Linked DNA regions of Mus musculus: region 2 is linked to region 1. A link is a loop called in an ENCODE intact Hi-C map of the cell type or tissue named here. Cell type or tissue: heart. All regions are shown on one strand. Each heading gives the region's core, and the rest is flanking DNA. Links, peaks and the distances in the headings are about the cores only. Region 1 holds the start of Cd93 (CD93 antigen). Region 2 has its middle 57 kb from the start of Gm46770.

Region 1 (12,706 bases), core at 1,748-9,747:
ATACAGTTTTTCCAGGTCTGGACTTAAGAAAATTCTGTTGCCAAGTAGTACTTCCTCTGGTCCTCACAGGCAGAGGAGTGTTCTGTCTCTGCTCACTGATGTCGTGGGTAGAGAAGGCATAGCCTAACACACCTTTGGTCCAGTAGAAGTTCACTTATTTATTGCTTTGCCTCTTAGATGCCCTAAGCCAGAATTTTCCAGTCTCAAGTATGAGGACAGCAAGAATATATGTGAGGCTGGGCAGTGGTGGCGCACACCTTTAATCCCAGCACTTGGGAGGCAGAGGCAGGCAGACTTCTGAGTTCGAGGCCAGCCTGGTCTACTGAGTGAGTTCCAGGACAGCCAGGGCTATACAGAGAAACCCTGTCTCAAAAAAAAAAAAAAAAAAGAATATATGTGAAAATAAAGCACCCATTTAGGAACAGTGAGTGGCTCCATTGGCTTTGCCACATGAGGTATGGTTCTCCTGAAGGCTTTGGCAGGTCAGGAGATGAGAGAGCTCTGTCTCCACGGGAGTGGCTCATGCTGAAAGCACACTTTGAGAAAATATGTTCCTCATCATTCCCTTCCCTGTTGTGGGTCCCACAGAGTGGATCCTGTACCCCTAGGAGTATTGGAAATGGAGCTTCATGTCTATCCCCTAAGTCATCCTGGTCAGTTGAAGTCCTACACAGCAGCCTGGGCATAGATCAAACACAGCTGTGGGGAGCCTAGATTCAGTTATCTTCCTCATCTCCAGCCATAAAGGTGAGCAGTTGAAGGCCTGGAGGTAAAAGTGATGCTTTTAGGGTCATGTCCGTATATGCAGATACTACCATGGCTCTAAATTCATCTGAATGATCTGAAAGGCTGGTAATGCTGGTCTGCTGGTAATGGATTAGCTGCCAATCTCAGTTATTGCCAGGGATCCTGTTCCAAACACCCAAACTTCAACTGAAAGCCAGATGCTGAGTTGATTTTTAAATGCACTCATTTCAGGCATCCCACTGAGCCCGATCTTTTTCCCATTACTCTCCACCTTGTGTTTTCAGAGAGAGAGAGAGAGAGAGAGAGAGAGAGAGAGAGAAGAGAGAGAGAGAGAGAGGGAGGAGAGAGAGAGACTAATAAAAATATCTTCATTTTAAATTGGCCAAAAAAAGGTATTTCTCTAATATATTTCTCTAAGATATTTCCAAAGGTCTTGAATCTGCTTGTTATTAACGTTCGATTCCTGGATATCAACTTGAGGGATGGGTGCCTTTGTTCCTAGAAACCAAAGTTCTCTAGTCTGAGAACAAAGACTCTGAATCTCATGATGGAGACACATTCCATGTCTCAGCTTTTCAAACAGCAGAGACAACTAAGATGAAGCCTCCCAGAGATACTGAAGTGACTCACCAGGGATGCCTTCCAGTCCCCAGACAGACCTGTGCAGCTGAAACAACATTACCGTCAGCAAGTTTAAGGGACACTTTTGCAAGTTTAAGGGACACTTTTGTAAATGGACACTTTGAAATAAACATGTCAATCATAAGATGGCTCTAAGCAGTTTTAAAGGCTGGACATTTTTTAGCTGTTCTCTCTTCCCCTTTCCCTTTCCCCTCTATCTCCTTTTTTTTTTTTTTAAGAAAAAAAAAGAGAGAGAGAGAACTTTCTTCATGACTAATCCTTGGTTTGGTATGTGTCACGCCAACAAGATAGGGCTCAAGTCCTCCAGATGTACTTTTAACTGTGAAGTGGACTAAGGTAAACTTAAATGGGAGCATTTAAAATAGAGCCCATCACCTGGCTCACACATCCTTTCCTTACGTTCAGAATGAAAGCCTCCTAAGGCTTTCTGAGCCTACAGTACCAGCTTCCAGTTAGGGACAGTATAAAGGTAGACAGGGTGCCCTGCAGTGGAGTTGGGGCCTGTGCTAGCGCAAAGACAAATGAATCTAGGAGTTTTGTTATTGTTTCTCAATAATCAGGTGTGTGTTAGCATCAGTTCATTCTGATATTTTCATTCAAATATCTGTTAAAACAATCCCCTCCTGCCTCCCCCTCTGGATTATGCTTTTACCAAGACCTCTCACTCACTTGAAGCAACTTCCCAACTTGTAACTTTGCTTGCCCATAAACCCAAGGCTATCAGAAAGTTAAGAGTGAGGGGATACAATATCTAAACTTCCTGCCAGCTTACTCCCTAAGCAGTTGGTTGAACTTCCTCTCATTCTGACAGTTTCAACAATACCAAGGGGGCTGGGGGGGGGGGGGGGACGTGAAGGGGAAATGCCAGAAGGCAAATGTACACAAAGGCAGCCATCCTGAAAAAGTCCCTATAGGAAGGGTAGAGCACTCTCACCTAGTTAAGTAGTTTTAAATTGGTTTGCTGTCTGTCCTGTGATGGAAAGGAACTGTTTCCATTGTAATTAGCACCAGTAACTCCTTCGATGATAAATCAAGTGATAAGAAAAAACTTTGAAGCCCCATCCCCCCACCCTGTCCCACCCCTCTGACTCCTTTCCCCCTAATTAGGAACCAGAGGAACCAGTTGCTATTGGATTTGAAAAGGGTGTTTGAGTGAGGTCTGTCAATATCCACAAAACTCCCCACAATGACAAACCAACACACAGCTTTCACCCCCAGACATATCAAAGGCACCAAGAAAATACCTGCCTATCCCAAGCCACCAGGTTCTTAAGTGGAAGGTGCACAATTTTTTTGCTGAGAGTCCAGTCAAGTCATTCAGAATGATGTGGCTTCCCCCTCATCTAAGAAGGTAGCTCTGAAGGTAGTGGCAGCTGTCTCTAAGGCCACATAGTCTTCAGCAGTCTGTCCCTGGTGTTGGGCTGTGGAAAACAGAAGATTACAGTGTGAGATGCCATGGAACTCTGCCATATCTGCATCCTTGGTCCCCTTGCCGCTACTCCACATGAACTCATAGGACAGATAGGCACTTTTGGACTGGGCTGCTGAGGTTGGCTTTAAACAACAAATGGCCTGCTGACTGTTTGTCTCTGCTCTCAGTTCTGTGGTCTGTGCCTCCCAGGCCTACATCTGGCTGCCCAGCTACCCAAGTAACCTATGGCACTTTACCTGTACTGATTCTCCGGGGCTTGGCTCTCTGCTCGCTCTGGAACCCAGGAATAGCTGTCGGCTGCATTCTGAGGCTTCTTCTCTTTTATCTCCTCCTTCTTGGCTCTCCGTTTATGATAAATGAGAATCCCTAGGGCCAGCACCAGCAAGAGTGAGATGGCCACCACCGTCCCCAGGATGTAAAACAGAAGCAGGTTCTGCCCATCGGTGTCACTGTGTGCAGACACAGAATCTTCATGTGTCGGCTTGCTGTGGCCGGAGGTCGTGGGGAGGTATGTGCCCAACTCGAACCAGACATCAGATACTTCACTAGGGATTTCTATTTCTAGTGGAACAGAGGCAGTGGGAATATCTGATTGGACGAAGAGACCTGTTGTCTGTGCTCTGTTGGAGACATCCTTAGAGCCACTAGGAGAACTGGGCATTTCAGTAGGAGGCATAGTACTCTCCTTTCTGTCATCGTTGTCTTCCTTTTGGGGAGGCCTGGCTGGTAGTTCAGAAAACACAGTGCCCCTGCTACAAAAGACCCCATTGGGAGCCAGCTCCCAGCCTGGCGGGCAGCCACACCTGAAGGAACCATCTGTGTTGAAGCACAGGGAATCACATGGATTGCCCCTTGCGTCCGAACACTCATCTATATCCTCACACTGGGTACTGTCTTCCCCAGACACAATATAGCCCTCTTTACAGGAGCAGTAGAAAGAGCCATCAGTGTTGATGCAGCCTTGGGCACAGGGCGAGTTGGCAGCTGCACACTCATCCACATCTTCACAGGCCTCTTCCTTGGGGCCACTGGGTTGGTAACCAACCCAACATTCACAGTGGAAGCTCCCTAGAGTGTTGACACAATCCTGGGCACAGGGGGAGTCCTGGCACTCATCTATATCCACACAGTGCACTTGGCTAGAGTCCAGCTGGTAGCCGCTGGGACAACGGCAAGTGTAGTTTTCACTGAGTGGTACAGAATGGCACATGCCACCTCCTGTGCATGGGTTTGAGCTGCAGGGGTTCCTGGAGGCACAAGTTACTAGATCATCCAGCAGTCGAAATCCAGGCCGGCAGCCGCAGCGGAAGGAGCCATCGCCACCTTCGAAGCAATCCTGCTGGCAGCCCCCGTTGTTGAAACTGCAACCAAACTTGGGGCTGACACAGAGTGGGCCTGAGCTGCCCCAGTGAAATATTCCTGGAGTCTTTTCATTGCATAGGAAATAGTGGGTTTCACTCTTAGCTTCATCCCCACAAGCTACATTGGCTACAGAGGCAAAAGGCACAGCCTCCAGAGAGGAGGTAGTGGCCTGGAAAGGGGTGGTATAGGTCACCCGCCCTGGACCACCCAGCGCCAGTGGCCTACACATGCCTTTGAAGTTGAACTTGCACAGGAAACCTTCAATGCTGTTACCTGGAGCTTCGGGGGTCCCACAGGGACTCTCATGCCACTTGGGCAGATGGCTGGGGTGAGGTGTCAAGGACAGGTCCAGTATGAGGGACACACAGCGTTTAAAGATACAGGAGCTCTTGCTGGCTTTGTACCAGTTTGAATAAGCTGTGTCCTCTCCACCACCCACCCAGCTGAAGCCCCTCATTGGCAAATCATGGTACGTACAGTTGCCCTTCTCTCGCTGGAGCCCGATCCAGAATTTGCCCATCTTTGCTTCCAAGGGTGCCTTGGTCTTCAGGAGCTGAGTCAGGGCTTGCTGAACATGCCGGGCCTCCTCCTCACTCTTCACGGTGGCAAGATTGCCTCCATTCTCATTGCAGCGATGCTGGGCTTCAGCGGCACTCAGCTTGCCCCAATGGGCTGTATAGCAGGCAGTCCCCTCGCACACCACAGCCTGTGAATCAGCAGCAGCCCCTGCCCAGGGCTGGCCAAGGAGCCCCAGCAGCAGGAACAAACCAGTTGAGATGGCCATTCTTCTGTGTCTCCTTCTGGGAGGGGCTAGACTCCCCTGCGGTGACAGCAGCAGCCGGTGGAACCTGGACCTTGACACCAGGCTGTGCTCTGAAGGGAGCAGAGGCGCACTGCTGCTTTCACACTACCACAGCTCTGGCATTGAGAAGGTTACAAAGACTCGCTTTTCACGTCCTCCTGACCCAGGGCGCATCCTGTGCTCTCCTACTTCTTATTTCTCACCGGATGCTGGGGTTTCCTGCCATGAATAGCCTTCTGACTCCTGTTGCCTTCATCACGGTTTTGTTGTTCAGAGGGCAGTCTCTGGCTCAGAGCTGTGGAAACACAGAGGATCCAAGAGATATGGCTGCTTTATTTTGAGTCCGTTCACTTTCCCATACCACAAAGAGCCCCAGTGGCATGCTGTCCAGTGAGCAGAGACTTTGGGGGGTGGGAGGGTAGAGACTTGAAAAGTATCATCCAAGTAACCCATGATAAAATTCCACTTCAGATTGCAAACCACCAGAAGGGAAAGAAAAATATGTGACGCTTGAGACACAAGGGCATGGAAAGATTATAGTTTTCGGCCTTTTTTAGAAGCAAACTGGATCTGCTTTTTTTTCCTATCTTGTACCCTGTCTCTGTTTTTGGAGTCGTTTTTTTCTTTTATTCTTCCCATCATGAACTTTAAATAGACAGGAAGCTTTTAAATAGGATTTTGGCTGTGGGAATTTCTGGGTTTCCAACAATGTCAATCTCCATGAGAATATATATATTTTTTAAAAAGGTGAAAATAGTTTTCAGGGTTTCCTAGTGCACTATAAATGAAGTGTCAGGGTCCCCAAAAGATCAGAAAGATGGGAAAATGAACCTGGCCTGCCTTGTCATATTCCCTAACCCAAGGCTTAGGCGGAGTTCAAAGGCACAGGAGCACAATCAGAGGCTGCAGCTCAAAATCACGATGTAAGAATCAACACCCGGGCAGGCGTTACAGCTCACAGCACCTGGGCCAAGGCCTGTCTCAATCAAAGCTAGCCACTGGAAGGTGGAAACTACGTTTAACTGCCCCTGTCCCCAACCACCACCATATTCTACTTGACCCCAGCTAGACTCAGAGTCTAACACTTTGGAGAAAGTGTTAGATTAAGAGATAAAGGAAAGTAGTAACAGAATGAGGCCACACAAGTGTGCTAATGAGCCCAGCCTCCTAAGATAGGTTAAAAGCCACTTCACAGAGTCATCCCAGTGGAGGCAGGATCCAGCTGAGGCAGGATTCTGGGCAGATCTTGAGCACTCACTCCTCTATTGCTGGCAGCTGGCTACACTGTTCTCTCACTTGCTTTTGAGGTCACTTTGCAATTTCTAGTCTTGGCCTGCCAGATCATATGCCCCTTCCAGAGGCAGGGCTTGACACGGGCAAATGTCCTGATAGATTTTTTGGGGTGGGGTGGGGGGGTGTTTTGTTTTGTTTTGTTTTCTTTATTAGATGCAATTTCTTCTTCCCAAGATGCCCACGGTTGTGAGTGTGGTCGTGACTTGCAAGAGGAAGCAACCCAAAAGAACATGTGAATTAAGAGATTTGTGTTACCACAGATCTCAATGTTAGTGGGAAGTGGGGAACTATGGCAACACTGAAAGGGAGAGGGAGGGGAGAGAAATAAGGAGAGGGAAGGACAGAGAGAAGATAGGGGGAGACTAGGGAGGAAGGGGGGAGAAGGATGGAGAGAGGAAGAGAGGATATCAAAGCTTTTATTGGGGTTCAGGATATTGTCTAGGCAGGTTTTTAGGGGAATGCTATCTGGAGTTCAGAACTAACAAGACCTGATTCCCAAGAATTCACTCAAACCTTTTCTCAGGTGTCCATAGCATTCCATCCACCTCATCATCCACTTAGCTACTCAGCCATGCACTAATCCATCCATCTACTCAGCCATCTACCAGTCTAATAACTTTTCATATTGGATACCAGGCTAAACACTAATTACAGGGAGGTATTCTTACCTTCATGATTTCAAAAAGTGACAAATGTGAACAATTCAGTATTGATTCACTTCATTGAAGGCAACATAAGGCAAAGCAAGGGGTGGCAGAAAAGACCATTATCAGAATCCGAAGCTGGTAGTGGGAAGTAGGCAGTACGGAAGGGAATAAAAAGGGCAACGGAGTTAGACTCTGAGGCAGTGGTTCTTTACCTTCCTAATGCTGTGACCCCTTAATACACTTCCTCATGCTGCAGTGACCACCCCCCCCACCATAAAATTATTTTCATTACTACCTTTTAACTGTAATTTTGCAACTGTTATGAATTATAATGTAAATATGTGACATTCAGGATATATGATATGTGGCTCCTGTGAGTCACTTAACTCCTGAAAGGGTCGCAACCACAGATTAAGAAACAATGTTCTAAGGGGAAGATATCTAAGAATGGGGCACATGTGGGAAAGAATATACACCATGGCCTTGTGGACAAGGGGTTGGTTGCACTGAGCCTAGAGCCTGAGGCATGGGAGGCAGGATACAGAAGACAGTAGAGCCCCAGGACATGAAATGATTTGGGATTTTCTTTGGAATCCTTTGGGGAAAACTGAAGAGATAACATAAGAACTTTTTGTAGACACTGAGAAGTGGAGTTAGGTGATGGTCAGCATGCAAACTTGGGCTTCCAGGACCAGAAAAGAATGTGGGGACTGTTCCAGAACAATCCCAAGCCTGGCGAGACTTAGCCTATAGTTCCCTATTTCTCCTTTGCAGTCTTGCTGAGTACTCTGAGCTTTTTTTCTGAATTGATTTTAAAAAGGTATCTCACATCTCACTGGAACTGGAATGATCAGTTCAGTCTCAGTTAGCAGCAGGTTTGTTGCTTAGAAGTCATTCCAGGATTTATCTGGCTTCTCTCTGTCTCTCTCTGTCTCTCTCTCTCTCTCTCCCTCCTGGAGGTGTAGAGACAAACTATGTAATAGTGTAGCCCACAGCATCTCCTACCATCCATAGGTGCCTGTGTATGCCTTTGTGGTTTCTTCTTCCTTGAGTGCACAATGATCACCTACTGTGTACTTGGCAGCATTGTCACCAACATGGTGGTGAGAGCATGGGCTGCACTGTGTTATGAGCCTTGTAGCAGATAGAATGGAGAAGGCGCAAGAGAATGATGGGAAACAGGGTGGCCCCAGTGACCTCAGCAGCTGCTGCCTTGGTGATGAAGGACACATTTCAACAGTGAGCCAGAAATCAGGGTGTCCCTGGGCAGAGGGTCAATACATTCCACAGAGCCAGCAGCTAAACACAGGGCAGGCCCAGGTTGAAAACCTAACAGATGCAGGGAAGCAGGTGGTGATTCATTCACAGAAAATGTATAACGGATGAAAACAAGGCTTTGTTGTGTTTTATAAGACAGAATAAAGAACCAGGATATGTTTGATAGAGATGCGGTAAGGTTCAGGGGAGGGGATGCCTCTAAGGGCCCATTCTGAGGCATCCCTTCCTCCTAAGAATAGACTTTATTTAGGACATGGAAAAGGGACTTGGGACAGGAGTGGAGACAGAGAGTGAGAAGTGGGGAGGGGAAGAGGAGAGGGAAAGAGAGAGAGGAGTAGAGGCCATGGAGAGAGTGTGGGAGGAGAATGAAGAGAGAAGGGACAGAAAGGGAAGAGAGTAAGAGGGTAAGAGAGTAAGCTAGGAAGAGAGTGAGGAGGGAACAAACAGCCTCTTTTATACTGAGCCAGGCATACCTGGTTGTTGCCCAGTAAGTGGGGTGGAGCCTAGAAGGAATGCTAACAGGTCTCTTTTTATTTTAGTGGGTAAACAAGTAAAGGCACTTTTGGACAAGCCTGACAACCTGAGTTTGAGCCCCCGGATCCACATAGTAGAAGAAAAACTGACTCCTATGAGTTGTCCTCTGACCTACACAAACACACACATACACACACATAACAAACAAACAAACAAACAAACAAATAGATTTCTAATTTAAAAGCCCTTTATTGACCAGTGGACCAGCAAAAGAAAGCCATTTGTCACAAGTTCCAGTTGCCTCCCTCGTCAGTTGTGAGGAATTTCTCTAGAGGAGAGAAAGAAAGTCATGGCTTCTCTTTGCTATTCACTGTCCTCCAGGCTAGTGAGTTATCCTGTTCTGGGAGGGTAAATTTGAGCCTGTGACCTCAGAAAGTCAGGGACTAGACAAACTGGCTTCCTCTGAGATTATTCGTTTTTGAAAATCTGTTTCCAACTATCCTTGAATGGGCTCTGGATGTCTTTCCTATAGGAAGCACAGAAGCATTGTTACGTAATGAATTTGTGTCTTGGTGTGTCCAGACTCGGAGCCAGTTTCAAAATTATCCTTGCTTCTCAGAGAGTAAGCTTATAATAGTTGGGGGGGTCACTCAGAAGGTATGATGGCCAAGCCCCTACGATTCTACAATCTATAAGTGGATTCACAGTGAATGCTAGTATTAGAGTGTAAGGGACTAGACAGAACCTGAGTTCTGAGAACTGAGTCACTAAGACACTATTATCCCATGTGACTCAAGGAAGTTCACATTTTCCATTGGCAATTTTAAATATACTCTGTACAAACAAACTAACAATAGATTAACATACACACACACACACACACACACACGAACACACTCAGGAGCCATGAAAAATAATGAAACTCAAAGAAAAGGTCATGTGAGACTTAGGTCCTGCACCCTTTTCTCATCTGTAATTTTGAGGCAGGCTTCCTCTCATGCTATAGCCCAGGCTCACCCCTAATTTTTACCCCTCCTTCCTTAACCTCTGGACTGCTGAGATTGCCACCATACACCATCACACTCAGCATAAATGCCCTTTTCATGGGGGTGGGGCACAGAAAATCTAGAGCAGCAGTTCATAACCTGTGAGTACAGAACTCTTTGGGCATCAAACAACCCTTTCACAAATGTCACATATCAGATACACTGTGATTCGATATTTACATTTAGATTCATAACAGTGACGAGATTACAGTTATGAAGTAGCAACAAAATGACTCTATGGTTGGGGTTATTACAAGGTGAGTTAACTGTGGGAGGGTGAGAACCACTGATCTTTAGAATGATCTGATGGAGATAAATGAACCCTGGGGCCAAAGTGAGCTTGTTTCTAGGGTCTGAACAAGCTCCAGGGACAGATACCAGCTTGGACAATAGCAGCTGTTGCCATTTCTCTCTGGTGTTATAGATGGAGAATTTGAAGAATTGGACGAAGCCCCTACTGTTGGGTGCAACTGTGCTTAATGCAGATAAGAGGGCTGGATGCCTCCAGCATCACCTGCTCATTGTTAAGAGTGTTTGATTTAAAATGCCCAGTTCCCAAATATTTTGGAGTGTTGGTTCCTGATTCGCAACAGCAACTGATAGGTTATTTCTTTGCCAGTGAAATGAGCCAATTCAAGCCAGGTTAGACTATATTAAAGGCATGTTTACTGGGAAGATGCTCTTGGGCAAGTTCACTGACCCCAAGGAATAAGGCCAGGAAAGTCACCATGGGGAGAGAGAAGGGAAAGGGGAGGGGGAAGAGAAAGAGAAAAAGAGTGCATATGCAGAGAGAGAAGGAGAAGGAACGAGACCAAAATGTCTGGATTATATAGGGAGAAGCTGCTGGAGAAAGGGCAACCCAGCCCCTGGGTTGGAAAGCTCAGGGTTGGGGACAGGGTATGCTAGGTAGGGACTGAGGGATGCTGGGAGAATCTGGAGGCCAGGTCTGCTTTGATATGTAAAATAAGCACATGGTGGAGGGTCCCTTGTCCAGGATGCAGTGGGATAGAGGTGGGGTAGGGAGAGTAGGGGGGATAGGGAGGGTGGTGGTGGGGTGGGGTGGGGGTGGGGAGTAGGGTGGTGTCAGAAACGAAACAGCAACTACTTTGGCTTGGGAGTTTAATGCTCAAAATTTATGACAAGAACACAGAATAGAGTTTGTGAGACACAATTATTTATGAAGTACTTGAATAATCTAAATAGGGTTTTGTTTTGTTTTGAGACATGATCTTACTCTATAGCCTATCCAGACTAGCCTTAAACTCACTCTAATCCTCCTGGGATTCTACAGGTGAAACTTTGGCATGAATAGCATGTTTTAAAATTGAAATTTCTCCAATTTAATCTTTTGCTTTAGTAATAAAAAATAAATTAAGGAAAACTATTCATATTAGTTACAGCACAATTATTCTCCAAAGTATTCTGTTGCATGGAGATGTGCTCTACTGCAATAGCCCAGCTTGGGCACAAAGATCCCAGCTTACTATAAACAATGGCATTCTAGGATACTTTTTCATCTTAGAGTGGAGTGTTGGGAACTGACCCTTGCTCTGAACTGAAGATATAAAAGATATCCACACTTAGTTCAAATGCCACTATGCCACTGCCTTGTTAACTTGGCAACCTACTGAGCCACTGCACTGCTCCTCTGTCTCTGCTCCTGCTGGGTCTTTGCCAAAGAGTTCATACCTGGGAAGCACTCAAGACAATTGCCAAATCACCTTCCCATCTGGAGCCTGCTGGACTCAGCCTCCTGAAATATGGACCTTTTCTGTTGGCCCTGAACTTGGGTTAAGTCTCCCCTGTTTAGGCTTGGGCTCCCCACTTATCAAATGGGGAAATAAAGGCCACGATGCTTTTTTGCTATGGAGGGTGTACTGGCTAGTTTTGTGTCAACTTGACACAGGCTGGAGTTATCACAGAGAAAGGAGCTTCAGTTGAGGAAATGCCTCCATGAGATCCAGCTGTAAGGCATTCTCTTAAGTAGTGATCAAGGGGGGAGGTCCCCTTGTGAGTGGTGCCATCTCTGGGCTGGCAGTCTTGGTTCTATAAGAGAGCAGGCTGAGCAAGCCAGAGGAAGCAAGCCAGTAAAGAACATCCCTCCATGGCCTCTGCATCAGCTCCTGCTTCCTGACCTGCTTGAGTTTCAGTCCTGGCTTCCTTGGTGATGAACAGCAGTATGGACGTGTAAACCGAATAAACCCTTTCCTCTCCCAACTTGCTTCTTGGTCATGATGTTTGCACAGGAATAGGAACCCCGACTAAGACAGAGGGGATTAAATGGAAAAAGCGATTAGCCCCAGTTGCTTCCAGCAGGCACAGCACCTAGAAGCTACCACCTACCAGTGGGTGCCTGAGGCTCTGAAGCAAAGAATGACTATTGCAGTTCCTTTCCTCTTCACCCTACTCCCAACATACACACACGGGGAACACAGGGGAGCAGAACTGTACCTCCTTTACTGAAGATGGAAATTTGTGGTTTTCAACGTCTTCTACTTGGGAGCCTTTGTTTGGATCTTTGTCTCCGTAAACAGTCTTTCTGGAGCATTATTGATTTTTCCACATTTAGTAAATAGCCTCCTAACCTAATTTGCTCATGTACAGTATTTGCAGAAAGCCTGACAAGGACGAATGTTGTTTTTAAGATTAACTTGTACTCTTTGCTGACAACCTGCTTTGATTAGCCGAGGCAATTCGTCAGCTTTTGGAAAAATATAAATCATGAAGGAAAAGAGAGTTTTGGCCAGATCTTTTTTTTTTTTTTTTTTAACTGCACTTCTAACAACAGCTCTGGGCCTGCACTTGTGGTTGGTGAGGGTGACATTCATGTTCCACTCAGCATCTGCAACAGTCTGAGCAGCTCCAGTCATCTGTGCTGACCTTTCAGCCTTTGGGGGACTATACAGTCTCACTGAACTAACATACAGTCCCTGTGGCCCTACATATCAAGATCTAGTTCTCCATGGTCATGAGACGTGTGATT
Region 2 (12,706 bases), core at 2,113-10,112, 61 kb after region 1:
CCAACTTTTCTTCTCAAAAGGCCCACAAGCTGCCTGCCTCACATAGCTGCCTTTCTCTTGTCTTTGCCAAACCTGAGAAGATGTTGGATTCTTGGGTGAATGGAGGGGGCCTGAACAGGATTAGAGGGAGAGGCAAAGCCCCCCACTTCTGCAGCATATGGCAATATCCTATGGCATCCAGGCACTAGGTTAGTCTGGCTAGAGAATAAAGCTGGGTATGCTAAAAGGGTAGGTAGGGGACTCTTGAGTGTATCCCAGGAGTACAGATGGTTGAGTGCTTTTAGGAAAAACAGTAACTGAGGGGTTGGTTGGGGGGGGGGGTGACCTTGGGTTCTAGGAGTCAAGCTTTCTCCAGAAATCTCACATGACTCTAGACCTATGCTCCTGTTTAACATCAGCCACAAGTGACTATTTGATTAAGTTCATCACAGTTAAGCCATGAATAAAAAATACATACACCCCCAGAACCTGAGGAATTAGCTGCCCATGGCTGCCGGCTTCCTAAAGGACAGCAAAGATAAGGAACTCATAACTGTAAAAGCCTTCTTGCTACCATTCCCCTATGCCAAACAAAATGCTCACAGTAGGAGCTCCTGGTCTCCCTCCTAGCCTTCTGCACCCTGTGCAGAAACCCTGTGGCTGGAGCTATCACTTGCACCCTAGGTCTCTCCACTTTGGCATTATTGGCATCTGGGCCACAGTGTCCTCTGGTGGGGCCTCGTGAGCATTAGAGTTGATTAGAACTCGATTTCCCCACTCCATGTGGAACATTCCCAGTAATGACAATTCAGCCATTGCAAGTGTCACCTGCGTTGTTCACTGGTTGATAAGAACTCCTCTAAATAGAAACAATGTGATCGGGGAATAAAGGATGCTCTCAAGAGGTAGCTCCATCTGAGTTCAAGGCTCCCCATAGGCCTGGCAGAGGCTGGGAGCACCAGGGGCTCAGGCTGGGCCTGACATATCCCAGATAGGAGGTCCTAGTATGGGGTTTAGGTTCCTGAGTATGCTGAAACAAGGAAAGCACGGCTGTTGAGAGGGAGTGTCCTTTTAAGGACTGACAGACGTTTTTTTCTTGCATGAAAACAAAACAAACACGGAGCCAAGGAGTCTTAAGGCACACAACAATGAGCAGACTGGGTGAGATAGGTGGAAACCAGAGAAGCCTAACTATGAGTTTCTGGAAAATCTGTCTGTGAATTGAGACCAGAGTGAGCTGAGGGTGAAGAAACTAGCCATATGGGGAGTTTAAACCTTAATGCAGAGTGAAAGTCTCCTGCTGTGGGCATACCAGCCTTAGATAATGAGCACAGTGTGCTTGTGTGTCGGGAGGAATCTGGTGATAGATGTTAGGATAGAGGAGCCTGATAATATGAGTATCAGACTCAGCAGAGAGAATATGGGACAAGGCACTTAAACGTCAGCCCAACCAAGAATGAAGAACAAGGGCCCAGTGGGATCAGGTGATACCTGGCCTGAGGAGTGACACGAGGAACTGGAAGCCTGACCTAGGAAGGAAGTGCATAGGTTGCTGGACCATGGAGCAGAGAGAGCAGGAAGTACTGGATAGCTGGACTATGACTTGCCTGAGGCCTGGATAAAGGTCTGCAGGCTCAGATGAGGGCTGTGGACTATATTTGAATTGACCAGATGGTAGTCCACAAGACTTGAGGGCAGAGACCAAGCCTAGAGAATGAGTAGTAAGTTGGATCAGGAAGGCAGGGAGGTCAGAAGAAGCTGGAGGCACAAAAGACACGGAAATCACATACTTCAGGACTACCCTACCCAATTCTGAGTGAAACTAGATGGGGAAGTTGTACTATTCATTGTCGTATGGGGTACCGGCAGATGGCAGCAGCAGAGACATAAAACAACATTAGGGCATGCAGGGAAGCAATGACACTCAGAAAGAGGCTCATCCATGCCTGTGTACCTAGTAGAACTCCAAGAGTCCCAAGGGCATCCATACGACAAGCCACCATGTGCTCATTGCTGGCACTGGAAGTAGGGTGATGTCCCTAGGACTCTGTCTGATGTAGTACAGGTGAAATATATGGACTTAGGATCAAACATCCCCCAAAATAACTTATTCAGGTCACTGGGGGCCATCTTTTCTCCATGTACCCAAGGTCCAGTATAATCTGGAATGTTTCCCTGGGGGAGAGGACCTTGAAGGGCACACAGTGGCAATCCTAGAAAGAGTCCTGCAGATGGCCAAGGTTCATACTCACGCTCCTGCAGCCTTCCAGTAAAAGGTCTGTATCATTTGAAGAAGAATCATTCGACACCTTCCTGTCTGCAAAAGGGCTACCAACTGCTCAACACTGTCTCACCCCATTTCATCTCTCACAGAAACTATTATAATATACTGGGGTAAGATGTAGAGGTCGGGAGCAAGCTCTCAAACCATTGCTGTCCTAAAAAGCCACATAGGTCGGGAGCAAGCTCTCAAACCATTGCTGTCCTAAAAAGCCACATAGGCTGTTGCTGGCCATTTAGAGTCACTCTGTCATCCTGTCTGATTTGACAAGCACACAGGGAGGTCAGAAAGGCAACCCTGTGCAAGGCTCTCTCTAGATCCTTCCACAAGAAGCCACAGAAAACACACCTCTATAATTATGACTGAAAATGAAATTTTGACCAGCCTGGAATTTAAGTGTATGAATGAAAAAAAAAAGTTCCTCCATCAGATTAATGGTAATCAAATCTGTAGATGCTTTTTGGATAATGATTGATGTGGACAGGGCCAGTGTGTGGGAGATGGTGCCACCCCTGGGCCAGTGGTCTTGCATTGTAAGAAAGCAGGCTGAGAAACATGGGGAGCAAGCCAGTAAGTCTGGATGCTCCATGGCCACTGCTTCAGTTCCTGCTTCTGTGTTGCCTGACAATGGACTATAACCTGTGAACCAAATCAACCCTTCCCTCGCCATGTTGCTTTTGGTTATGGTGTTTTATCACAGCAATAGAAAGCAAACAAAGCCAACCCCCTTTAAGATAGTCTTATGGAGGTTGAGTTTATCTGTTTTCATGAGGAACTTCTGCAAGGGTTAAGGGGAGTGCTTCACACCTTTAAAAAGTATATCACGTACATGTATGGACATGTCAGAGCAAGACTCACTACTGTATACAGCTTCAGTATTTTATATACTAATTTGAAAATAGTGCATGTGTGCACGGGTTCGGTGGGAGGAGAGCTGAAAACTATGTCTCACCTAACAGGCATCAGGCAGAGTGAAATGAAAACAAGATTCAGGGCCTTGGTTTTAGCTACAGTGGCTTAACAGGGTGGGTAGTCCAAGAAGGATGTACTATCTGCCTATCAAGACCACACTGGTGAAGTTTATAAAGTTCAATGGCTCTAGAGCCAACCACTCCGTTTCTGGCCATGATTGGAAGGGAGAAGCTGAGGACTCTATCTTTTGTACTTTGGGTGCCAATAGAGCATTTTCTGATTTCCCTGGAAGAATACAGTCTGTGCCTCTCTGAAACCTGAGCAGTGAGTAGGCTTTGGAAGGAGACACAAGGTTCAAGCTGTGTTCCATAAATAAACACGGTCAGGGTTGGAAACTGAGAACAGGAGCAGGCAGAGCAGAGAGCTTTTGCCCTATGAGCTGCAGCTTGGAGGAGTTCGGAGGCAGTGGGGAGTGGCAGACATTGAAGGTTCTGCAGCAGGAGGAAAGCACAGGTTGGACAAAATCCATAGGTGTGGCCCCAAGAAATGCTGGATTTAAAAGTCACACCAAGAGCCTATTGCCAATTTTGGGCCCATCAGCTGTCTACACTCCTGTAGGGGACACACACTGGAATTTCATGGGGTTCCAGGAAGGAACAAACATAAGCAGTTACTGTCCTTGGGAACAGATTTCAACTGATAGAGATAAATGTGGAGGAAATTGCCAAAAATTCCTCACTCTCAATGGCTGAGGCCTACTCTCTCCCTCCCATTCTCCTCTTTTTCAGAGTCACCTCTGAGCATGAGTTCCTATCTGCTATATCAGAGGACATTCTTGGAGTCCCTCTCTATGACACACATATGTTCTATAAGTCAGATCTCCAGAGCCCAAGCCATGCCCATGCCCAGTGGCTTCTTGTCTAGTTTAGACACCCTAGACAGATGTGGGATAAGTGTCAGTACTGGCCTCCATAAAAAATAGTTAAGAAAGCAGGTTGTTGTTGTTGTTGAAACTTAGACAAGACTTACAACGTCTACCCAGTGCCTCTGGCTTGTCTGGTATTTTTGTCTCCCTGTGACAAAAATACATCATGCAGAAGCATGGACATAGCAAAACTGCTGAGCACTATTTCCAAGGTTGGTTCTGTCCCTGGATCACAAAACATCCAGGCTTCACCCATACAAAAGCTTTGAAGCAGTCAGAAAACAATTCTCTTACCACCTCCCACATAAAAGAGAACACTCTATACAGAAATAAATGTACAGTATTCCCTTATCTGCAAATATTTTGGCAGGCATTTACCAAGCTGCTGTCTTTGACTCCAGTGTGTGTTTATATATATTGCATTTAAAAATAAAAATAAAAATAAAGAAAATAGAAGTGTCTTGTCAAATGAGTTGAGTGTTATTTCCTTGTCACTAAATCATATCTGTGTTAGTACATGAAAGGCACCATGATTTGTAAATAAAAAAAAAACTGTTTTACTTTGAAGTGACATTTTCCAAACTTATCAATGTTTTCTGTCTGTGAAAGTCACATGAATTAGTATCCTGTAAGTTCTTATGTTGCAATAGATGGAATCTGGGTAACAGTTGGCTCCAGTGTTCTGCTACTGATCCCACCGGTAAAGTCCATGCTCTGTATCCAATATGATCTGCACTGCTTGCTTTATGTACCCAAAGTTCTATGAAAATGTTTGGCTTGTTCCCTTTCCCCGATCTTATTCCAGACAGGTGGCACATCCAGACAAAGGCCCAGAAAAGCCAGCATCCTGTCATTCTAGAACATCATTGACTCTACAAGAGAACAGCCCTTATGGTGTCGTATTTTTAAAGATACTTCTTATTTATTTTATAACAGAAAGACTTAGTCTCATGAGCATTAGTTGAGTCTTTAACAGCTTCCAGTTGTCATATTCATAAAGATTTAATGGCATGTGAGAGCTCACATTGGCCTCAAACTTCATGAATGTAACTGGGTAGCAATCTATAGGCTGCAACAGTTCCAGAAATTTCTTCCACACGTGAAATATGGTGAGGCCTTTCCAGAGTCACAAAACTGCATACGCCACTCACATTCCTCTGAATCTCCGTGGTGACTTTAGTGCAGTCCTTTTTCTTTATCAGTTAAACCTCCACTGATTGTCTTTCTGACATCACAAGTCTGTTTTCTGGTATGTGGATCATGCCCTGGCTATTTCCTGTTTCTTATCATCTCACACATACCCCAGAGCAGTGAGACTATCCAGTCAACCTGGACAGGGGTTTGTCTTACCTTGAAGGTAGCTTCCAAGATGACTGATACAGAGGTCAAAGAATCTCTGTCCAATAGTTGGGAACCTACAAACAAGTCACAGCAGTCTTTCCTTCGAGTCCTCATGGAGCTTGTTAGGTCCATGGTGTGGATCCAAGGGAGGAGGGCATGAATTGCTCAGTGGACAACTGCAGTGCCCTCTCTTGGATCCTGGACTCACTCTATGGGCACCTCTTGGCTTACTTTAGCACTGACCTAAAGGACAGTATGAATTCAGTACTTGAAGTCCAAACCCAGAAAATAATAGAATTGTCTTTGCTATCTGCATAAGTGAGTTCTTCATTGTCTGAGAAGATCAGAAACCATTAAAATGGAGAAGACTAACCCCATGCAACTTCTTTCTTCTGGAATGGATATGGTTGAGGGGAAAGACTTTATTGCTTTGGGGAGTAAAGACTACTCTCAGTGCACAATAGGAGACAGAACAGGCCCTGAAGCTGAGAGGTGTGGGTAACCAATACCAGAGCTTGGCTCTGCCACTCAGACAGTGCAATGGATATTTGCCGAATGATTGGGAGATTGTCCCATCCCAGGAGCAGACTCAAAGTGAAGGAAGAAGTCCTATGTGATGAAACCTCAGGAATGTCCTCAGTCGAGGACAAGAACTCAAGCATGCTTCTACATGCCACTCTTCCACTCCCGAGAAGGACCCTGCCATTGCCATCTTTGAATTATGTATGACTGTTTGCTTGCTTATTGGTTTGTTTGTTTGTTTGTTTTGTTGATTGGCTGGTTTGTTGGCTGGCTGACTGGTTGGTTGGTTGGTTTTTCAAGACAGGGTTTCTCTGTTTTTTCTTTGGCCATCCTTGAACTCACTCTGTAGACCAAGCTGGCCTTGAATTCAGAGATTGCCTTCCTCTGCCTCTAGAGTGCTGGAATTAAAGGCACATGCTACCACCACCATCTGCCTCTGAATGACTTTTTAATAAGAGCAAAGCATCACGAGCTTTTGTGTAGCCACTTATGCTTCAGTGTGCCTTAGCAGTCATGTGTCTCCAGGGCTAGCCTAATGAGGTCATTAGGTAACTATGGGTGAAATCTTATGTACTGTCAGGATAGGTGAGAGCTGGGGAGGGGCTAGGTTTCTCTGTGTGTCCTAAATGTCTGTATTTCATATTGAAAAGTAGAGGTATAAGTTGTATGAGTTGAATAATTCTTTAAAAGTTTCCTTTTGGGGGAATTGAACATATATTTGTAGAGTCTTGTCTTACTTCCCCATTCTTGTTGGATGACCCAGCAGAAGACAGTCTAACTCCTTCTCAGGACCCCGAGTGTGGTGGGGCTCCAGCAGAGTTCTGCAGCCAACTCAATCTTTTCCTTCTTTGTGCGTGAACAGCAGCTTGAAGGGTGCAAAGCTGGCTTTGACTTTCCAAAGGGATTGTCCTAACAATTCCAGGAACTTAAAGTCAGAAAAGGTTACAACGGGTGGAGTGAGATCATTGGCCTTGCTCCAGAAGTGTAGCTAAAGATAAGGCACCTTAGGGCGGTGGCTAAGCTCCCCAGCTTCCAATGCCCAAATAGTTCCCCTGGAGACTGCAGATCTTAGAGACAGCAGCATCAACAATAGAGGATCACTCCCTCCCCATAACAGGGGTAATCTGAATACTTTCCCTGCCAAAAAGCATTGCTCTTCAAAGAGAGGGTGAGGGCCATGTGATGCTTTCCCATCTCTGTACCTTTGTGGTTACAAGCCGGGTGTCTGTGTCTCTTTCCTGCATTGCAATTTCAGCAAACATCTATTTATTTATATTTTAATGTCTGTTTATCAGTTCGGTTTATTCAGGATGAGACGAGAAGGAGATTGGCTGAGCTCTACAGAACATCAATTCTGATTACTGGTTTGTTTTATGTGCCTGAATCACTGATAAGCTACATGATCACTTTCAATGTCCATAGCAAGCATAATCTGAGAGTTTTAGCATCTTCATTGGGCAAAGCATGACTGGGCCAGGTTTTTGCTGCCATGCTTATCCAGTGAGCACCGGGTATCATGTGGGCACTGAAAAAAGCTGGCCTATATAGACTCATGTTCTTTCTCCAGGGCTAAACTGAGGGTGCCTAGGGCTCTTTAGCTATGCAGGTTTCTAACATCTTACTGCCTTAGCTAGATGACAAGCGACACCTACCAGGGCAAAGATCTTACAGAATCCAGCAACAAAGAACAATATGACGAGGAAATTAAGTAAACAACTCCATTTACAAGAGCATAAGAAAGATAAAACACATAGGAATAAACTTAGCCAGTGAGGCAAAAGACTTGTGCACTGAAAATACACATCACTGATGGACAAGATAAAGGAAGTAATGAGTGAGTGGAGAGCCCTTCCAAGACCATGTATATAAGGCAAGATGTACCACTGTTATTATGGCCAAGGTGATCTGGCGATTTAATGTGATTCCTATGGAAATCACAACTGGAGTGGTTTTGCTTTTGTTTTAGAAGCATAAAATTCCATCCTAGAATTCAAGATATTTTCTTAATTTTAAAATTTTATTTGTATGCTTTCTATGTTTCTATATTTGTCATGTTCACTCATATTACTCTCTTTTCTTCCCTTTCCATTCTTTCCTACTTTTATGTTGTTTTATTTTTAATTCATTGACTTTAATTAGGGTTTCTTGCGTGAACGTGGTTGAGGAGTTATTTAATAAAGCATGGGCAACTTACCAGTGGTTATACTACTAAAGAAAAATGACTTCCAACCTCTAGCAACAATAACTGCCAGTAGTCCAAGGCCAGGGGTGGGGACATGTGAGCCCCTCCCTTACCTCTGTAGGAATGTGGACTGGCTTGATTTTATGCAGCTGTGAGTTTCTGAGTGTGAGGTCATGTCATGTCCAGAAGATAGCACGTTACAGCACTCCTTCCTTCCTTCCTACCCTCCAACTTTTACATACTTTCTACCCACACTTCTGCAATGCTCCTTAGCCTTGGAAACAACACTAAAAATGTTCCTTTAGGCTGTGTGCTTTATGATCACTTATTTTCAGCACCTTGGCCAATTATAAGTCTTGTATTCACTACTGCTCAGGGCTAAAAGAAGCTTTTCTGACTAAAAGTGGAACCAATCTATGAGTATAAATATTTAGAAGACAGTTTGAGGACATATCCATCAGTGAAACACAATGGTAGGTTTCCTATCCCTCTTAGAGTCCACAGCCTCCTCAATCACAAGCTTTTGACCAGGTTTTCAGTATTAGATCTGAATTCCTTCCTGTGAAGTCAGCCTCAAATCCAATTAGAAAGCCACAATAGCTATGACACTATTGTACTAGGGAGCACATCTTGCCTGGCAGGTGGGTACTTTACTAGGCAGGATCCACCCCTGCATTACAACACCACTGATGACTTCATCCAACCCCCAGTAGCACTTTCTGGCACTGAGAAGCTAGCTAACTTCAGGCTCAGTTCTAGCATTGTTTTAATCTGTCCTGCAACCAAAGTATATTGTGTTTTCAGCAATGGGTCTTATCTCTAGTTCTGGTGGGCAGTCAAAAGAAATGGTAAAAGCCAAGAGGAATGTAATAAATGTGTAAAGGGTCTAGGTTGTTGCATAATTAGTGCCTTTCATCAGCGTGAGCTTGGCCCCCTCTACGCAAGATTTTCTGTAAGTATGTCTATGCGTTTGTTGTTTCTTTATTCCCTCACCCCACTAGAGTTCCCAGACACAAGCCATTCTGGAAGCTGTAGACAGTCTCTTCAATAAATGATGCTATAGAAATTGGGTCTCTACAGAAAAGAGTAATGACAGCCCTTACCTTACACCATATACAAAATTACCTTAGAATGTACCAAAACCTCAAACACAAGACTTGATGTTTTAAAACTCTGAGAAGAAAAAAGATAAATTCTTATGACACTGAATTTTTAATAACATAACACCCCAAAACACAGAACATAAAACTAAAAATAAATAAATTATATCAAGATCAAATTGTGTGTCAAGGGACCTAATTGACAGAGTGGAACACAATGCATGCAGCTGGAAGAAAGAAAACACCTACAAATTTTACCTGATGGGGGTTAAGATCCAGAATATGTGAAAGATTTAAGATTCAGGATATATATAAAAACTCCTGCAACTGAACAATACAAAAATAAATAAATAAAAGTTAAAAATGGCCAAAGAACAATTCTCTAAAGAAGACAATGTACAATAAACACAAGAAAGGAAATTCAGCATTGTTGGTCATTAGCAAAATTCAACTCAAAAACATCATGACATCCTAATTAAGGTGCTATATTAACAAACGGCAGCATGCTGCTCACCATGTTCAAAAACTCTTGAGCACTGAATGGTACTGTCACCATGGGAAAGAATGACTCTTCCAAAGAATACAACTCAAAGAAAGGTAAATGTGGAAAAATCATCCAATTCAGGGATCCTATTTCTATATATACACACAGAAGAAGTGAAAGCAGGGATATTCATGCTTTCACATTCAAAGCTGCATTGTTCTTAATAGCCAAGAAGTAGGAGCAACTGATGGACCAGGTGTCCATCAATAAATTAATGAATTAATGGAATGTCATCTCTGTGTGCAGTAGGGTATTATTTAGTCTTAAAAGAATAAATTGTGGCACATAGTACAAGAATGAACCTCAAAAAACTATGCTGAGTGAAATAACCCAGTTATAAAAGGTTGCACACAGCCTGGTGCAGTAGTGCACATTTGTGATCTGTGTACTCAGGAAGACAAGACAGGAAGGAGGCTCACAAAGTTGACGTCAACTTGGATTGCACAGTAAGACAGTGTTTCGGAAAAATAAAGAGCATGGGACAGGAGAGCTAGCTCACTGGATAAGAGCACTCTTTGAGCAAGCATGAGGACTTAAGTTTGAACCCATGTAAAAAGCCAATTGTGGCTACACATGTATCCATAACTCCAGTCCTGGGGAGGGTAAAGGTGAAAGGGCTTGCTGGCCAGAAGCTTAGTTAGCTCCAGGTTCAGGGAGAATCTCAAAAGAATAAGTGGAGTGTATCAGAACAAGACATCCAACAGGCATCTAGGTACATGCAGCAGCATTCACATGTACACATATACCACGCACATACTTACACCACCTCCCCCTTAACACATGCAGTAAAATAAATAAATGGGAAATCATAAAAGAATGAATATTGTGTAATTTCCCTCAGGATGGAAACTTGGCGTAATCAACTCCTAGAGACAGCAAACAGAATGGCAGTTGGCAGGACTTGGGAGTGAGCTGGATGGATCCAGAGGACTAGTTTTGGATGCTAGAGTGTTCTCGAGATGGGCTGCACAATATCGGATATGAATATATACTGACTGTGTACATGATGGTCAAAATGACATACATTCTACCACAGATTATTTTTTAAAACATTAAAAAATAGATGCCATGAGCAACCAGTAAAACAGTCCACAGGGAAATCTCACATTTAAGGAAACTCAAGGCATCAGAGAGTCACACTTGGGCTTTGTGTGATCCCCTTCCCTGAGCTGAGTGGGGCCCACCAATACCGTTATCCACTATGATTTTCAGGCAACAATTTTATGTCTCCAAGGGGCTGTACAACTGGTGCAGATGAGCCCACAGACTTATCCCTTGTCCCCCAAGGAACAGCTTTTATGGGGCAGCCAGGAGAAGGGGCTTTCTGTCCATTCGTCTCATACCCCTATCGTCTTAGCTTGAATTTGATGCTGAGGCTAGAGTATCACAATCACATTTCTTTCCGTAATAGCCAATAAAGCCTTTCCCTCGCGGTTGGATTGGTTAGACTGATTGTAATCCCCCCCCCCCCCCCCGTGCTGGGGTCGCCGTCAGGGCCTTGCACATATCGGTCAAGCATTTTGACGCTGAGCTACACCCTGAGCCTACTTGCATTTTTTTATGATCTTGATCCAATCAAATAAAAAGAAAAGAAATTCAAGGAAGCCTAAGGAACCCAGCCAGGCAGATTTGTAAATTCAACACTGAAAGCGCTCAGGCAGGTTTGTAAGACTCCCATGACAGGTCCTCCACCCACTGGCGGAGGACTTGCAGCTGCTTCAGACAAACCTCGCTAAGTTTCATCCCATCTTCACCTCTCAGATCACCCTTCTGAGGTATCAATCTTATCAGGACATCTAGATGGGGCTCTAAAGTCCATGTGGCCTTTGGTAAGGAAGGACAGCTGGTTCCTTGGCTACAGTGATATGGCACTTGAGACAGTTCTACATAAATCCCACTGGTATGTTTTTGGCAAGTATATACTGGCTCTGACTGCCAAGATGCTGTTCTTCCTCCAAAAGCTAGCTGAATAAGGACTTCCAGATGCACAAAGTGAAGGACACATGCTCTTGTCTAGGACAATTGCATGGAAACCTGCATGGAACAGAAGGGGAAGAGAGGTATAGAACTCCAAGTCCTTCTGGGATGCCAACACATTTCCTGCACTCGTGAGTGTAATAATAGTAGCTTCCTGGGGAATGGACATGGACATGTAGGCTCTGGACTTTTATAGACCTGTTTCCTTTCTGCTGACCACAGTGATAAAATAAACATTAAGATCCATGTTTGGCATGGCACTGGGGAAGAAGCATCAGGAGGATTCTTCAGGCTTGCTTTGGCTAGCCAAATCAGGAAGCTCCAGGTTTAGGAAAATACCTTGTCTGAACAGGTAAAGTGGATTATAATAAAAGAAGAAATGACATTGAAAAAAAAAGATACATGTTTGGCTGACAGTAAGAATATTAGTGTAATGTCAGACAGGATATTTGAAATTGAAAGTAAGTTTTAAAAAAATAAGCCTGCCAGGTGACTGGGGAGATCATTCACTCAATGCATATCATCCCACATCCATGTAAAAATCTGGAAATGGTGGCATACTTTGTAATCTCTGCGTTGGTGTCTTAGTCAGGGCTTCTATTCCTAGGCAAAACATCATGACCAAGAAGCAGTTTGGGGAGGAAAGGGTTTATTCAGCTTACATTTTCATCACTGAAGGAAGTCAGCACTGGAACTCAAGCAGGTCAGGAAGCAGGAGCTGATGCAGAGGCCATGGAGGGATGTTCCTTACTGGCTTGCTTCCCTTGGCTTGCTCAGCCTGCTCTCTTATAGAAACAAGACTACCAGCCCAGAGATGGCACCATCCACAAGGGGCCCTCCCTCCTTGATCACTAATTGAGAAAATGCCTTACAGCTGGATCTTGTGGAGGCATTTCCCCAACTGAAACTCCTTTCTCTGTGAAAACTCCAGCTGTGTCAAGTT

What was found. Peaks named below come from ENCODE experiments on the same cell type or tissue, not always from the same donor. Only the 100,000 strongest peaks of a DNase experiment are listed, where the experiment ranks them.
Region 2: a loop joins it to region 1, with 4 times the contacts of the local background. A loop is called at or near these places in 4 of 42 quality-filtered maps.

Annotation. Positions count from the first base shown.
Region 1 is chr2:148,438,458-148,451,163 of GRCm38, forward strand. Cd93 (CD93 antigen) reads right to left here and starts at 5,078. Exons shown (of 2, transcript NM_010740.3): 1 at 3,058-5,078; 2 at 1-2,810. The coding sequence starts at 4,967. The coding sequence ends at 2,786. In heart, for the core only: no CTCF peak of the experiment used is centred there; DNase peaks (open chromatin) are centred at 3,164, 3,774 and 5,164; H3K4me3 peaks cover 3,574 bases; H3K27ac peaks cover 4,212 bases.
Region 2 is chr2:148,498,896-148,511,601 of GRCm38, forward strand. No RefSeq gene overlaps it. Among named protein-coding and RNA genes, the nearest start is that of Gm46770, 57 kb to the right of the region's middle. In heart, for the core only: no CTCF peak of the experiment used is centred there; a DNase peak (open chromatin) is centred at 6,956; H3K27ac peaks cover 299 bases.